Regions from separate parts of the Homo sapiens genome. Here region 2 is linked to region 1. The links are chromatin loops, found by intact Hi-C in ENCODE. Cell type or tissue: GM12878. All regions are shown on one strand.

What was found. A loop is a pair of places that touch in the nucleus more often than their neighbours do. Peaks named below come from ENCODE experiments on the same cell type or tissue, not always from the same donor. Only the 100,000 strongest peaks of a DNase experiment are listed, where the experiment ranks them.
Region 2: a loop joins it to region 1, with 2.9 times the contacts of the local background. A loop is called at or near these places in 5 of 110 quality-filtered maps.

Annotation. Positions count from the first base shown.
Region 1 is chr2:25,562,896-25,570,895 of GRCh38, forward strand. The region is part of intron 8 of DTNB (dystrobrevin beta); the gene reads right to left. Among named protein-coding and RNA genes, the nearest start is that of DTNB, 110 kb to the right of the region's middle. RefSeq lists enhancers at 709-853, 1,581-1,725 and cis regulatory regions at 780-781, 1,653-1,664. In GM12878, CTCF peaks have their summits at 3,427 (motif pointing right) and 4,724 (motif pointing left); DNase peaks (open chromatin) are centred at 1,033, 1,316, 3,946 and 4,706; H3K27ac peaks cover 1,203 bases.
Region 2 is chr2:25,273,641-25,281,640 of GRCh38, forward strand. It overlaps DNMT3A (DNA methyltransferase 3 alpha), which reads right to left. Exons shown (of 23, transcript NM_022552.5): 5 at 1,860-1,903; 6 at 1,301-1,447. Among named protein-coding and RNA genes, the nearest start is that of MIR1301, 51 kb to the right of the region's middle. RefSeq lists enhancers at 1,799-2,018, 2,642-3,233, 3,824-4,413, 4,414-5,003 and a silencer at 3,292-3,921. In GM12878, a CTCF peak has its summit at 3,760 (motif pointing right); a DNase peak (open chromatin) is centred at 5,731; H3K4me3 peaks cover 718 bases; H3K27ac peaks cover 6,773 bases.

The sequences.
Region 1 (8,000 bases):
AGTAGCTGGGATTACAGGCACCCACCACCACACCTGGCTAATTTTTGTATTTTGTGTAGAGATGGGGTTTCACTGTGTTGGGCAGGCTGGTCTCAAACTCCTGGAGTCAAGCAATCCATCTGCCTCAGCCTCCCGAAGTGCTGGGATTACAGGCATGAGCCACCATGCCCAGCCTAATCTACATATTTCACTGGTAAAATCACACAACATAAAATTTACCACCTTAACCATTTTTAAGTGTATAGTACAGTAGTAGTGTTAAGTATGTTCACGTTGCCATAACTTTTTCATCGTGCAAATCTGAAACTCTATACTGATGAAACAATAATTTCCCATTTTCTCCTCCCAACTGATAACGACCATTCTATTTTGCCCTTTACCCATTTTAAAACTGGGTTAGTTGGGGTGTTGTTTTTGTTGTTGCTGAGTTTTAAGAGTTCTTTATAATTCTGGATACAAGTCCCTTATCAGATACATGATTTGTAAATATTTTCTACTCAGTGGGTTATCTTTTTACTTTCTTGATGGCACCCTTTGAAGCACCAAAATCTTTAATTTTGTTGAAGTCCAATTTGTCTATTTTTCTTTTGTTGCTTGAGCTTTTGGTAGTATATTTAAGAAGGCACTAACTCAAGGTCATAAAGACTTACATCTAATCTCTTTTTCTAAGAGTTTTATAGTTGTAGCTCTTACATTAAGGGGTCTATAATCCATTTTGAATTCGTGTTTCATATGGTATAAGGCAGGGATCCAAATTCATTCTTTTGCCTGTGAATATCCAGTTGTTGTCTCAGCACCATATTTTGAAAAGACTATTCTTTCCTCCATTGGATGGTCATCACCCTCATTGAAAAATCGACAACAACAAATACAAGGGTTTATTTCTGGAGTCTCAATTCTATCTTCATGCCAGTATCACCGTCTTGATTACTATTGCTTTGAAGTAAGTCTTAAAATCAGGAAGTGTGAGTCTTCCAAATTTGCTATTCTTTTTTTTTCTTTTTTCTTTTTTTGAGACGGAGTCTCACTCTGTCGCCCAGGCTGCAGGCTGGAGTGCAGTGGTGCGTGCGATCTCAGCTTACTGCAAGCTCCGCCTCCCAGGTTCACGCCATTCTCCTACCTCAGCCTCCTGAGTAGCTGGGACTACAGGCACCTGCTACCACGCCCGGCTAATTTTTTGTATTTTTAGTAGAGATGGGGTTTCACCGTGTTAGCCAGGATGGTCTCGATCTCCTGACCTTGTGATCCACCTGCCTCAGCCTCCAAATTTGCTTCTCTTTTTGAAGACTGCTTTGACCATTTTGGATCTCTTGTATTTCTATATGAATTTTAGGATCAGTTTATGGGGTTATGCAGAAAAGCAGTTGAGATTTTCATAGAGACTGCACTGAATCTGTAGATGAATTGGGGAGTACTGTCATTTTAAATGTTAAGTCTTCTAACCCATGAACACAGCATGTCTATTTCCTTAGGTCTTAATTTCTTCTTTTTGTTATTTTTTTTGAGATGGAGTCTCTCTCTGTCACCCACGATGGAGCACAGTGGTGCGATCTTGGCTAACTGCAACCTCCACCTTCCAGGTTCAAGCAGTTCTCCTGCCTCAGCCTCCCAAGTAGCTGGGACTACAGGCACGCGCCACCACACCTGGCTAATTTTTTTTTTTTGTATTTTTAATAGAGATGGGGTTTCACCATGTTGGCCAGGCTGGTTTCAAACTCCTGACCTCAAGTGACCCACCCACCTGAGCCTCCCAAAGTGCTGGGATTATGGGCATGAGCCACCACACTCGGCCTATTTCTTTCAGCCATGTTTTCCACTTTTTAGTGCACAAGTTTAGTACTTCTTTGATTAAATATAATCCTATTTTGTTCTTTTTGATGCTACTGTAAATGAACCTGTTTTCTTAATTTCATTTTCAGATTGTTCATTGTCAATATAGAGAAATATAACTAATTTTTGCATTTTTTGAAGTAGGTTGGTACAAAAGTAATTGCAGTTTTTGCCATTAAAAGTAACGGGGAAACCACAATTACTTTTGCACCAATCTAATATTTTTGTATTGATTTTGTATCTTATAAACTTGGTAAATTTATTATCTATAATGGTTTTTTGTGTGTGTTAGGATTTTCTATATACAAGATCATGTCATCTGTGAAGAGAGGTAGTTTTACTTCTTCCTTTTCAATATGGATGCATTTTGCTTGCTTTCTTGCTTAAGTACCCTGGCTAGGACCTTCAGTACAATGTTGAATAAAAATGGCAGGAGTGGATATCCTTGTCTTTTTCCTGGTTTTAGGGGAAAAGCTTTCAGTCTTTCACTATTAAGTATGATGTTAACTGTGGGTTTTTCTTTCTTAAGAGACAGGGTCTCACTCTGTCACCCAGGCTGGAGTGCCAGTGATGCAATCATAACTTACTGCAGCCTCAACCTCCCAGGCTCAAGTGATCCTCCCACCTCAGCCTCCTGAGTAGGCAGGACTACAAGTGTACACCACCAAGCCCAGCTATTTTTTTTTCATTATTGTTATTATTTTGGTAGAGATAGCGTTTCACTATGTTGCTCAGGCTGGTCTCGAATTCCTGGCTTCAAGTGATTCTCCCTCCTGAGTCTCTCGAAGGGATTAAAGGTGTGAGCCACTCTGACTGACCACTGTGGGTTTTTCATAGATGTCCTTTTTCAGGTTGAGAAAGTTCTCTTCTATTCCCAGTTTATTGCATTTTTTTTTTATCGTGACAGAATTTTGGGTTTTGTCAAATTCCTTTTTCATATTTATTGAGATGATCTTATTTTTCATCCTTTAGTCTGTTAACAAGGTATATTATACTGATTTTTGCATGCAAACCAACTTTTGCATTTCAGGGGTAATTCTCACTTGCTCATGTTGTATAGTCCTTTGTATGTTCTTCCAAATTTGGTTTGCTAATATTACTTTTTTTAAAAAAACTAAGAGATTCAAGACGTAATAGTCTAGAAGTAGCTAATTGGAAAACAGGTAGAAAAATAATCAGGGTGACTAGTGTAGGCAGAATTCTGTTTACCTTCAGCGAACCCTGTCCTTGTATGATCTCTTCCCCTTTGAGTGTGGGTGGAAGCTATAAATATGATAAGCTATCATTCCTTCGATTACATTATGTTATAAGGCAAAAGGGAGATTACACTGGGTGGGCCTGGTCTAATCACATGAACCCCGTAAAAGCCATATTTCTCTGGCTGGTTGCAGGAAAGAAAATCAGAGAGATGCATTCTAGCTGGCCGAGAAGAAAGCAAATGTTCGTGTTGCAAACTGCCTATGGGGGGCCACATGAAAAGAAACTGTAGGCAGCCTCTGGGAGCTGAGACTCATCCTCAGCTGGCCGCCAGCAGGAAAATGGGGACCTCAGCACCACAGGTGCAACTAAACAAATTGTGCGAACAGGGAGCCAGCAGGAGGCCCTCTAAGCCCTAGGTGATAACTACAGCCTCAACTGACACTTCGATTTCAGCTCAGTGACACCTGGAGTAGACAGCCTGGACTTCTGACTTACAAAAACGGAGACAATAAGTTTCCACTATTTTAAGCAGTTAAATTTGTAGTAATTTTTTAATGCAAAAACAAAGTTAAAACAGTAAGCACAAGTCCTGGTTTGTCCAAGATAATCACAGTTTATGCATGTTGTCCCTGCATAATTAATAGTGTCTCCTTTCACACTCAAGTGGGTCTGGTTTTGATGATAAATTACATGGTCACCCTAATAGTCAATCCCTAATAGTCAACAGTCACCCTAATAGTCAATCCCTAATAGTCGATAGTCAATTGACCCTAATAGTCAATGCATGGGATGTGAGAGAATAAATAACCACCTGAAAGGGTTGCAGGGAAGTGGCGTTCTTCCAGGACAGCCAAATTTCAATGGAGACAGGGGGTGGAAGAAATGTGCAGAGAAGCAGTTGAAAGTGAAGGCAGCTTGCTGGCCAAGGACCAGCGGTGCTAAAGGGAAGTGAGCTGTGGAGGACTGACTTATGAGAAAGCTGGGCTGAGGCAGGAAGTACAGACCATGATAAAATGCTGGTGTCACCCAAGACAAGAGGTCAGACAGCTTAAACAAGGACACTGACTGATAGAAGCAGAGACAGGGGGCATGGCAGACCCAGCCTCAGCAGTTTCTTTGAGAAGAGGTGGCCATTGGGTTAAAGGACTTGATTTTGTATATTCTGTTTTTAATTTCTCCATGTGTATGTCTTAGCTCTTGCTTGCCACAAGTGGGGATATTGTCTTATAAGTTAAAAAAAAATTGTCTAGTTTTGTACTTTGCACAAAGTTAATTGTTTAATTATGACACGTGGCTATTTAAAACTGGTCAGGAGCATGCTCAGTAAGCACACCTTTTTCCCATGAATACATATTATCTTTCATAATTCAAGAGATGTGAGGAGAGGGACACCAGTCACATGGAAATTGAACACTGCTTCTGACCAAGATAAGTCAACAATCTCAATTGATCCAGGTCTGTCACGAGAAAATTTGCTCTGACTCCCTGAATGGCTTACTTTTGCTATCACTAATGCCCAAACAACTATGCTGCACATATATAAGCTGTCCATCAACATTTTTTTAAGTAAAGCAATATTTATTTAACAGAGATTGTTAAAGAAATCCAAAATACTTCCTCATTTATAGAAGATTTTGAAGAACACAATAAGTAACTTTGTTCAGAGGTGGACTCTGCCATCTGCTGGGAAGAAAGGTGAAATTTCCATACTATCAACCAGTCAGTTACATAACTACCCTCCATGAAGGCCCTCTACTAACTGTATCTGTGGTACAGGCGTATTTTGTATCAATGGACATACAGAGTGAGAGACTTCCTGCCAAGGAGTAACTAGATGGGAATCAGATCTATCTTGGTAAAGTGAAACCAAGGAAGCAGAGATCTGAATGGAAGGCAGAGAAGGAGGCATATTTGCTATGAGCCTTCCTTGCATATCAAGAAAGGCTGAATGAAGGCTGGGCGCGGTGGCTGACGCCTGTAATCCCAGCACTTTGGGAGGCCACGGTGGGCAGATCATGAGGTCAAGAGATCGAGACCATCCTGGCCAACATGGTGAAACCGCATCTCTACTAAAAACACAAAAATTAGCTGGCATGGTGGTACGCGCCTGTAGTCCCAGCTACTTGGGAGGCTGAAGCAGGAGAATCGCTTGAACCTGGGAAGTAGAGGTTGCAGTGAGCCAAGATCACGCCACTGCACTCCAGCCTGGCGACACAGGGAGACTCCGTCTCAAAAAAAAAAAAAAGAGGAAAAGAAAAGAAAGGTTGAAGAGTTTCAGTTGGGAAAAATGAAAAAGGTCTGGAGATGGATGCTGGTGATGGCCGCACAACAATGTGAATGTCCTTAATGCCACTGAACTATACACTTAAAAATGGTTAAGATGGTAAATGTTATATTACATATATTTTACCACACAATTAATAGGAGCTTGGGAGGGAGGGAAGGAAGTACGCAGGCATGGAGGGAGTTTGGTTTAAAGTGAATCAGAAAAGCACGTATGCCCAGATCAAGGAAAAGGAAGGTTAAGGCTAAAGACCATTTAATAGTGATTTAAAAAAAAACACACACAATTATATACCCAAAATACTTTACTTAAAAAAAACTAACCTATTTAAATATGGTAATAAAAATCCTAGTAAATATTATAGTTAGTTGTTTTAATAAAGTCTTCCTTCAAAAAGTATAATTTAGTAGGAAAACATAATAATCACTATGGTTAAATTAACCACTTATGTGGGAACCCTTGTTCTGATTACAAGGCTTTATCCCATGTGGGACAGAGTGTAATTTCCAAACAGATACTGGGTAGAAGATCACTGCGACAATGTCTCCACCACACAGGCACCTTTGCAATGTGACCCTCCCACAACCATCACCGGCACCATGAGTGGAGTCCCGTTCTCCTCCCCTTCATTCTGGGCTGGCCTCAGTGACTCTTCACATAAGGCAGAACGCAGCAGAAGTGAGGCTGCACTCCTCCCACCGCCTGGGGTGAAAGGCCTGTGCCTCGGCCATGCTCTCCTGGACAACTGCTGTCTGGATGCCTCCTCTAGGGATGCTGTCTCTTAAGACACAGCGGCCAAGAGGTGAGAAGCACAAGCCACATTAAGAGAACACACATAGGTGGCCCCAGTGTCTGTTCCAGCAGATCCCGGCCTTCCCCATCCCAGGGCATTCAGACACAGGAGGGAAGAACCCTCCAGTCACTCAAGCCACATCCTCCAACCCTGGTATTTCAGTCACCCCAGCGAAGGCCCCAGATGGCATGGAGCAGAAAAAAGCCAACCCTCTACCCCATCCAAATCTGCAGGTGTAATCAAATGATTGGTGTTTAATGTCACTAACTTTTGCTGCTTATTATGCAGCAAGAGTCACTGGAACACCACAGTACTGATGGCAAGGTTACTCAAATATTTATCAAGCGTCTCAAAGAAGAAGACTGATATAACCTTGCATGTTTGAATACAAAAATTAATATTTAGTTACTGTCCACTCTCTTATTTCCAGGTAGAGGGACTCTCTGACCCTCACTCACTCCTCTCCTAATCAGACTGGTTGGTTTTAGAGAAGGAAATGAACATGCCTAGATCAACCCCTTCCTCTCCCTTTTTTCTTGGGATCTGCACACTCCGCAGAGAGCACGAATTCTCCTCTCCACCCAGATCCATAAATGTTCAGGATCTGCTCCCTGCTGGAAATGCCAGCAGTTGGGTGGGGGTATATTTGATTCGGGGGCTACTGGCAAGTCCACAGTTTCCCCACAATTAAAACTACTTTCTCAAACAGACTGCCATTTGCCTAACTCCTGGCTGTCATCTTGTGGGGAGGAAAAGTGAAGTGCAACTAATGAGTCTTCTAAAATTCCAATAGGAACTACTATTAGAAATGGTGGCCGGGCGTGGTGGCTCAGACTGTAATCCCAGCACTTTGGAAGGCCGAGGCGGGCAGATCACCTGAGGTCAGGAGTTTGAGACCAGCCTGGCCAACATGGTGAAACCCTGTCTCTACTAAAAATACAAAAATCAGCCGAGCGTGGTGGCGGGCGCCTGTAATCCCAGCTACTCAGGAGGCTGAGGCAGGAGAATCACTTGAACCTGGGAAGGGGAGGTTGCAGTGAGCCGAGATCGTGCCCCTGCATTCCAGCCTAGGCAACAAAGCAAGACTGCATCTGGAAAAAAAAAAAAAAAAAGGAAATGGTGTTGGAGGGCTGGGCTCCATGGCTTATGCCTGTAATCCCAGCACAGGAAGGTAGAGGTGGGCAGATCACTTGTGCTCAGCTCAGGAGTCTGAGACCAGTCTGGGCAAAACTAGCAAAACACTGTCTCTACAAAAATTATCTGGGAATGGTGGCACACGACTGTAGTCCCAGCTACTCAGGAGGGTGAGGTGGGAGGACTGCTTGAGCCCAGGAGGTCAAGGCTGTAGTGATCCATGATCACGCCACTGCACTCCAGATGGACAATAGAGTGGTTTCCTGTCTCAAAAAAAAAAAAAAAAAAAAAAAAAGAAGAAAAAAAAATGGGTTAGAAATAGATATTCATTTATTCATTAGGAGACTTAGCTATTCTAGCTGTCTCCATCTTTCTTAAACCTACTTTAATCGGTTTTTGCCCCCATCACTCCACAGAAACTGTTCTCCAGACAATCTCCACATTGTTAGACAAAGGGTCAGTTCTTATTCCTTACTTGACTGTTGGCAGCATTTGACACAGTTGATCACTTCCTCCTCCTCAAAACACATTCTTCACTTGTTTTCCAGAACACACACTCTCCTGGCTTTCATCCCACCTCACTGGAGGCAGGATCTTCCTCTTCTCCCAGATGTCCTCATATTGAAGAGCTTCAAGGGTCAGTTCTTACTCCTCTTTTTCCTGCTCTATCTTCACTCATTCTCTTCATGGTGTAAGTGGTATCACCCAGTCTCATGGCTATTTTAAATATACGCCATTGACTCCCAGATTTATACTTCT
Region 2 (8,000 bases), 290 kb before region 1:
TTCCCTCCTCAGTCTTTCAGCCTCCATTTTCTCACCTCTCTGCATGGCTGAAGCCCTCCACGGGCTGTTCCCACCTCCCCGACCCCCACAGAAGCTTCTCTATAAAGTCACCAGCTCCTTTCCAGGTTGTCCAACGCCATGGGCATGTCTCAGTGAATTCAGCTTTCCCTAGGGCTGGGCAGCCACCCTCTGGGAAAACCCCGTGCTTCCCCAGACACCGCTCTGTACTGCTTTCTCCCTCAGTCCCTACTGCCTGCCACTCCTCCTCTCCATGTGGCCCAGAAATGTCGGGGTTTTCATGGACATGTTCTGAGACTTCGTCTCTCCTCCTTCTCCCCTTGCTGAGCCCTTAAGTTCCCATGGATTTAAATGCCAGGGTTCTGCTCTCAAATCCCACCTCTGTCGCCCGTACTTCCCTACAGCCCAGACTCCAGGCACCTGGCATCTCACACGGAGCCCTCAATTCCCACCTGTCCCAAACTCATCCTCCCCTGGGTCTTCCCATCTGAGCAAATGGCACAACCATCACCAGGTGTTCAGGCCAGACCCCTGTGAGTCCTCCTTGAGTCCACCAGTTCCCCTCCCTGCCGGTCCATCAGCAAGCCCTAGCTATTCTAGCTCCAAAATACACCCCAAAGCTCTTCTCTGTCTCCACTGCTGCCTCTCAAATCCACATCACATCCTTCCTGTGCACAGAAACCTTCTATGGCTGCCCAGTATTGTCAGAAGTAAGCCAGCTTTTGGGCAGACTCTGCAGGTCTCCAACTGATGTGTGGAGCCCCGCCTGCCTCTCTGGCTGCATCTGGCCCTTTCTCCTTTGCCATTTCACCCTGGCATACAGTTTGCCAAACAAGTCAAGGCCTTGCTGGTGCTGTTTCCTCTGCCTAGAACACTCTCCCTGACCCCACTCCTCACAGAGCCAGCTCTTCGGTTCCTTCAGACCTTAACTGAAATGCCACCTCCTCCAAGAAGCCTGTCTTGACCACCCCAACTAAAGCAGGCCTCTGCTATCTTCTATTTCAGCCCCTTGTTTCTTTATGTTCTGCCTGTCTCCCCCATCAGAATGTCAACTCCATGAGAGCAGGAACCGTATACGCCCAGGGTCTAGTACACAGCCAGGTATACAGTAAGTGTTCAATAAGCATCTGCTGAAGGAGCAGATGAACCAGTCATCATGACTAGAGATTAAGAGGCTCCCAGTAAGTTCTAAGGGTTAGCCTGAAGGGGAAACTGAGGCCCATCACTTCTGGTTTTCCAGTTCTGCAGGACGGGCTGGGGCCCAGGCCAGAAGGCGCCTCACCTCCCTTTTCCAGCGTGCCAGCCACTCGTCCCGCTTGCGCTTGCTGATGTAGTAGGGGTCCCCCGCCTGGAAGGTGAGCCTCGGCATGGGCCGCTGACGGAGGCTGGACTCCCAGCCCAAGCCACCCCGCAGCCGGCCCCGGGAGCCCTAGGACAGAGAGACAGACATTAGGGCATTAGGGTGGGCACTGACGGACCCACCAAGGAGGCACTCGCCTCAAACACAATGTGGACACTGGCTCCTGGCCAGAGAGGGCACCCCTGGGAGTGCTGGGCAGGCCCCGTGTGGGCTGGAGGAGCGAGGGGCATGTGTGGCGGGGGTGGGGGGGCACATGGACACGGCCACAGGCCACGAAGGGAGGCGTCTGGCCTCTGGAGGGGGATGAGCCGGCTGCCTTGTTGGGGGACTTCCAACCTCCACGCCCACTTCCTCTCCTTCCCACAGAGGGATGTGTAAAGAAGGAGGAGGGGCCCACCCTCCGCCCCCTCACACACACTCGCCACCCGTGTCCTTCTTCTAGAATCAGGATCCACAGAGCCCCTGGGGGTGGAACACTTGCCTCCATTTTCATGGATTCGATGTTGGTCTCCTTCTGTTCTTTGCCTGTGGAGAGGGAAGAACAAAGGGACCAGTTCGTTGGTCGGCAGAATTACTGGAGTGGCTCACAGGCCCCACCTTGTGCCTGGGGTCCCTGCCACAGGGGATGGGGGTCCTCTGGCCGTTTAGCTGTTCATGTGTTAAATATGATGGCCCACCACATGCCAGGCACAGTGCTGACCCTGAGGACCCAGCAGGGCCTAGGGCAGAGAAAGAACTCGGGCAGGGGCAGGCCTTGAGGCCCAGGCAAGAGGGAACACGAGGAAATTCAGAGCTGGGTTTCTGGCCTGTCAACTCTGTCTCAGGTACACAGAAGGGGACTAAAAATACCCCCATTCTGCTGCTCCCAGTCAAGAGACCTCCTTCCCCAAAGGAGGAGCAGGAAGGCAGAGGGGGTGCGGAAGGAGGAGGGGGTGCAGGAAGGCCTGGGCCAGAGGGCCAGCCTGAGCGGCCTCCCTGGCCCTGCAAGGGAGTGTTTGCAGAGGCCTTCTGGGCATAAGGGCATGTACTGGGGGGCGGTGGGTACCGGGCCAACTGGAACAAGACCCCGGTGAAGCAACTTCCTCTCTACGAGACTCAGTTTCCTCATCTGGAAAATAAGGATGCTGGATGCGATTTCCAAGGTCCGCCTGCAGGTCCAAATATTATGATTCTATTACTAATCTCATTCTCCGTCCCTCCACTCCCTGCCCCATGCTCAGGCCCCTGAGCTCAGCCTTTAATCTAGAAGACTTGAGTTTGGATTCCAGTGTGACCTCTGTAACCTCTCCTGGCCTGTTTTCCCACTGAATCAAGGTAGATAAATGTTCTAAAATCATTAGGTTATGGTGAGCATTAAGTGCCTACTGTGGGGCCTGGCATACTGTAGGTGCTCAATACATGTTAGTGTGGTTCTCCTTCCCTAAGGATTCATTTCCTCTACTGGGCCCTGATTCCAGGTCCTGGCAGGGAAGTCTCAATTTCCCTATTGAGACCTTGCCCTCTCCCTGTGCTTCTCCAAGCCCCCAGCATGAGGGGAGCTGCGCTCCTCCCAGGCATCCCCCTGCACTCCCCACCAGGTCCTCACCACCCTTTCCAGGCACCCCTTCCAGGCCCAGCGCCCCGGAGGCTGCGGGGCTGGCTGATTCTGCCTCCCATAGCTTCTTGCTGGAGGTGGGGAAGTGAGCCCTCCTTCCACCTGGGCCCCTGAGCTTCTTTGTCGGGAACCGACAGCGTATCGGGCCTGGGCCCACTGCAGGAAGGTCACTAAGGCTGGCTCATGGTAGCTTGGGGTGGGGGGAGACAAAGAGCCTGAAACGGAAAAAACAGCCCCGACTTCATCTCCTGGCTGTGAAGCGGAAGCCAGCCACAGTGTTCACGCCGCGGGTCCTCAGCCCGGGAGGCCACTCCCTTCCCTCGTGACAGGGGGGTCCTGGACTGGTTTTGGGCTGACCCCGGGCGCCCAGGACAGCGCTGTCCTCCGTGGTTCTGTCCCTGGTGACAGCGACTCCCGCTAGCTAGGCCCGGGAGCACCAGGGGGAGGGAGGCAGGAGGGCCACCGTGGGTGCGGGCCTGGCGCCGGGCTCAGCCCGCGGGGGCCGCGTGGGCGGGGACGGGGCGTCTTGTCGCGGGCACCTGTGCGCGTGGGCGGGCGCGCACTCGCCAGCGCTTTGTTCGTGACCGGCCTTTTAAGGGCTGTCTCACCCATCTTGTCTGGCTCTGCCTCCCTGTTTCCTTTCCGTCCTCTCTCCCACCACAGCCAGCTCCCCACTTTTTTCGCGGGGGCCCCCTCCAGCCTGTCCGGGGCCTCCCCGTTCCCAGGCCAGGGCTTCCCCCTCCTCCCAGACCTCGTTGCTCTGCCCGGTGAGGCCCCGGGCTCCCAGCAGGGGGCGCCTGCTCGCGATCAGGTGGCGGCCTGGGGGCGGCCTGGCGGTCCCGGCGGACCCTGACGCGGCGGGGCTCCGGGGCTCGCGGTGGCGCTGGGAACCACTGTGTCAGCCCTGCGGCTAGGGCGGGGAGTGGAGGACCCCCGGGCTGGCTCTCGGACCTGGACTTGGGGCTTCCGACTGCATTTTCTCCCCAGCCCGCTTTAGAACCTCAAACGTTTCCTACTTGGGACCCTCCATGGCATTTAATTACTTTTACGGATAATTATTTATTCATTAGAATATTAGAAAATCAGGGTTGAAAGGCTTTGCAGAGATCATTGAGTACTTGTTCAGCACTTAAATTTTGCAGAAAGCTGAGACCTGGGGGGTGGAGTGACTTAAGGCCGGAGCTGAGATGAGCTTTTCAGGGGTCCTGATGCCCCGGCAAGCTCCCTCTCCGCTGCACCACTACTGTTATTTCTCAATGTGACCCCCTTCCTAATTTCCCAGCCCCCCAAGCTCCCCAAAACAGAACGATTTTTCCCTATGCAGTTTCCAACTGGCTTCTTTCTGGAATTTTCTCCCTGACAGACTCTGCGCATGCCCACTTGAGTGATCACACACACACACACACACACACACACACACACACACAGACACACACGCTTTCCAGCCTGGCCGGGCCGCCTCGGAATGCGGCACTTGTCGTGAGTCAGGGAGGGTCAGCTGCTCTCTCAGTACGGCCTATGCAGCCCAACTGCTCCTGGCCCAGGCCCAGGGTCACCGCCAGGGCCAGGTGGTTGTGACCTTCCAGTGTGGCCCTGACAGGCCCGAACATGACCCTAGTGCATCTCAGGACTTGGGGGCAGGGGAGGCCAGGGTGCTTCTAACACTCGCCTTCGAGTCTGAGCTATACTCAGCCAGAGGCCACCCAAGTTCTCTTTAAAATGAACTCAAATCTCCATGACCAGGCTGTAGCCAGGTTTACCTCAGAGGGCAGTCACTGGCCTGAAAAGGGGCCCTATGCTCAGAGTAGAGAGGGGTTTTGTGCTGACCCTAATCCGGTCTCTCACCAGTTGCATAATCTTGGGTAAGTAATTTAACCTTTCTGAAGCTTCAGTCTCCCCATCTGAAAAATGAGGATAATAAGAGTCTTCCAGGCTGAGTGCAGTGGCTCATGCCTGTAATCTCAGCACTTTGGAAGGCCAAGGTGGGCAGATCACTTGAGATCAGGAGTCCACGACCAGCCTGGCCAACATGGCGAAACCCTGTCTCTACTAAAATTACAAAAATTAACCAGGTATGGTGGCTGGCGCCTGTAATCCCAGCTACTCCGGAGGCTGAGGCAGGAGAATCGCTTCAACCTGGGAGGTGGAGGTTGCAGTAAGCCAAGATTGTGCCACTGCACTCCAGCCTGAGCGACAGAGTGAATGAGACGCTGTCTCAAAAAAAAAAAAAAATCTTCCTCCCGTGATCACACATGGGGCATAATACACAGCAGAGCTTCTGAAACTTTCATATACATGGGAAGCATGAGGCCCTCTTTAAAATGCAGATTCTGATCCAGCAGGTCTTCAGTGGAGCCTGGAATTCTGCATTTCTAAATTCCTGGGTGCTGCCAACACTGCTGGTCTATGGACCACTGTGAGTAGCGAGGAGAGAGAATGCCCAATACAGTCAATACTCAATAAGGGAAAGCCACATCGCCACTGCCACCTGAATCATCATCATTATGGCATTAATGCTGGCGGGGGCAGGAACAGACCCAAGACAAGCACAGGCCTGTCGGGTGTTGGCTCCTGTCCCTATCACTCATCTCATCATCTCCCGTCTTCCTGATTCTTTCTCCTGGCTGTACTTTCAGCACATGCTCAGGCTACAAGAAACGCTGCCTTAAAAAGTCTGTTTTTGCTGTACAGGAGCTAATGAAAGGGGTTCCAGGAGAGCATCCCCTGAAAAGAGACCTGGAATAAGGGGAACTGAAAGGAGACCACGGCCGAGCCACATCCTCTCCGGGGCCTTAGTCTCCTTCCTCATCTGAATCAACCAGCTGAGCATGTGTTCTATGTCAGCTGACTGCTGGAACCGTGACCGAGCCTCCACACCCTGATTAAGCCACTGTCCGTTGCATATTGGCAGAGCCTAGGCCACTGCCCACCCCGCGAGGTAACATCTCACCAATTTCAGCTTCCAGGCAGTGCAGTGGCCTTCAGGGATCCTACCAGCTCTGATCCCTGCCAGAATCTATACTTCCTGGATAGCTGGGACCACACAGGAGTGTACCAAGGCCAAAGTTTGTTTTTTTTTTTTGTATTTTTTTGAGATGGAGTCTCACTCTATTGCCCAGGCTGGAGTGCAGTGGCACAATCTTGGCTTACTGCAACCTCCACCTCCCGGGTTTAAGTGATTCTCCTGTCTCAGACTCCGGAGTAGCTGCGACTACAGGCATGCACCACCAAGCTCGACTAATTTTTTTTTGTATTTTTAGTAGAGACAAGGTTTCACTGTGTTGGCCCGGCTGGTCTCGAACTCCTGACCTCAAGTCATCTGCCCGCCTGGGCCTCCCAAAGTGCTAGGATTACCAGCATGAGCCACTGTGCCCAGCCTCAAGGCCAAATTTTGGAGGTCAAGGAGACTTAAAGAGTTTTTGCCCACCACACTCAGCACTAAGATTCTAAGGAAGATCCACCTGTCTGAAAGTCCCAGACCCAGGAATCATCCTTGACAGCATCTCTCCCTCACCTCTCATGTTCCTGGCATTTGTCCCCTCCCTTCATCTCTGCTGCCATCCTGCTCATCAGCCCCTCCGATGTCATCCTGCTTCCCAGCTCCTCCATTCCATCCCAGGATCCAGATGACATGAGCTTTTCAAATTGCAAAGCTGATTACATCACACACACTGCCCACTCCCCGCCTCCCCACCCCCCGCCTCCCCGCCCCCCCACCCCCCACCCCGGCAGCCACCTTTGAAGGCCTGGCCTGTCTGCCCCAGCACTTTCCACACCCTTCTCCTTTGCTCTCTGCACTCTAGCCTTGTGACATCTATCAGTTCCCTGGGTGCCCTGCTCCCTCCCACCTGGGAGCCTTCTTCCCTGTTCTCACTCTCTCCCTCTACCCCTCACCCAGTGGACTCCCTTCGCCCTTCAGCTCGCGCTGGACAGCCCAGGCCAACTCAGGTTCTTCGTTGCAGTTCCCCTGGACATGTTTCACTTCCCTTAGAGCGCTTATCTCCATGTGTAATCTCATCTTTTTAAGGGTGGATTTCTCATTAATGTCTGTCTCTCCAGCTGACTGTGAGGTCCTTGAGGGCAAGAAGCAGGTTTTTGTTCATAATAGTTTCCCCAGTCCCTGGTATGGATCCTAGCACACCCTGAATGGGTGTTTTAAGAAACACCTGTTGACTGATCGATGCAGGAGCCCTTGAGAACAGCTAGAAATGGAAGTAGGGAAATCCCAAAGTGAAAACAAACCCTCAAGGCCAGAGAACAGCTTTGGGGCTATGGCTCCATGCTTCAGGGCAGGAAGGAATGCCGTGACCCTGGGTAGCAGCTCGGCAGGAGTCATGGTGGGGTCCTGGGAAGCGAAGTCAACTGCAGTCAGCCCATGGGAAGCACCACATTTGGAAGGGCAGGGCTGATGGGTTCTCTCACACACCTGGCATTGTTAATGGGAAGGATGGTGTCTTCTCCCTTTCCTCATCTGTTTCACTCCCCTCAGGCCCTTCCCACTCTCGGGAAGTATCAGAATATGTGCAAGAGGCCTAGACAATTCAGGACCCGTCTCCGCACCAAGTCCCATTCCAGGACAGCGGAAAATAGTAGAAAGGCACAAGACCAGGACTGAATGAGCCCTGGATCTGCCACTTAAGGTTGGGGCTCCATGAGCAAGTCACATCATTGTTTTAAGCCTCAATATTTTTCTCCTGAAATGAGGATAATCATATCTCTTGAATAAGATTGTTAGAGGAGTAAATAAAACAACTAATACAGATTCCCTCTGTAGTGTTCTGCACATAGTGGGAGCATCATACATATTTGTCGAATAATAAATGAATAAAAGCTTCTTAATAAGTTTGGAAATTTGTATTCTGGAAATGTTCTCTATCCTGCATGAACATTAGGTTGGATCCATGCAAAATAAGTTACGCCAATTAATCAATTTACTCATTTCATCATACACGCTTGGAAGGAAGACTTTTTGAAATTAAAATGCACATATGCAAAACAACCTGGCAGGGCCCTGGGAGGATCAAATGT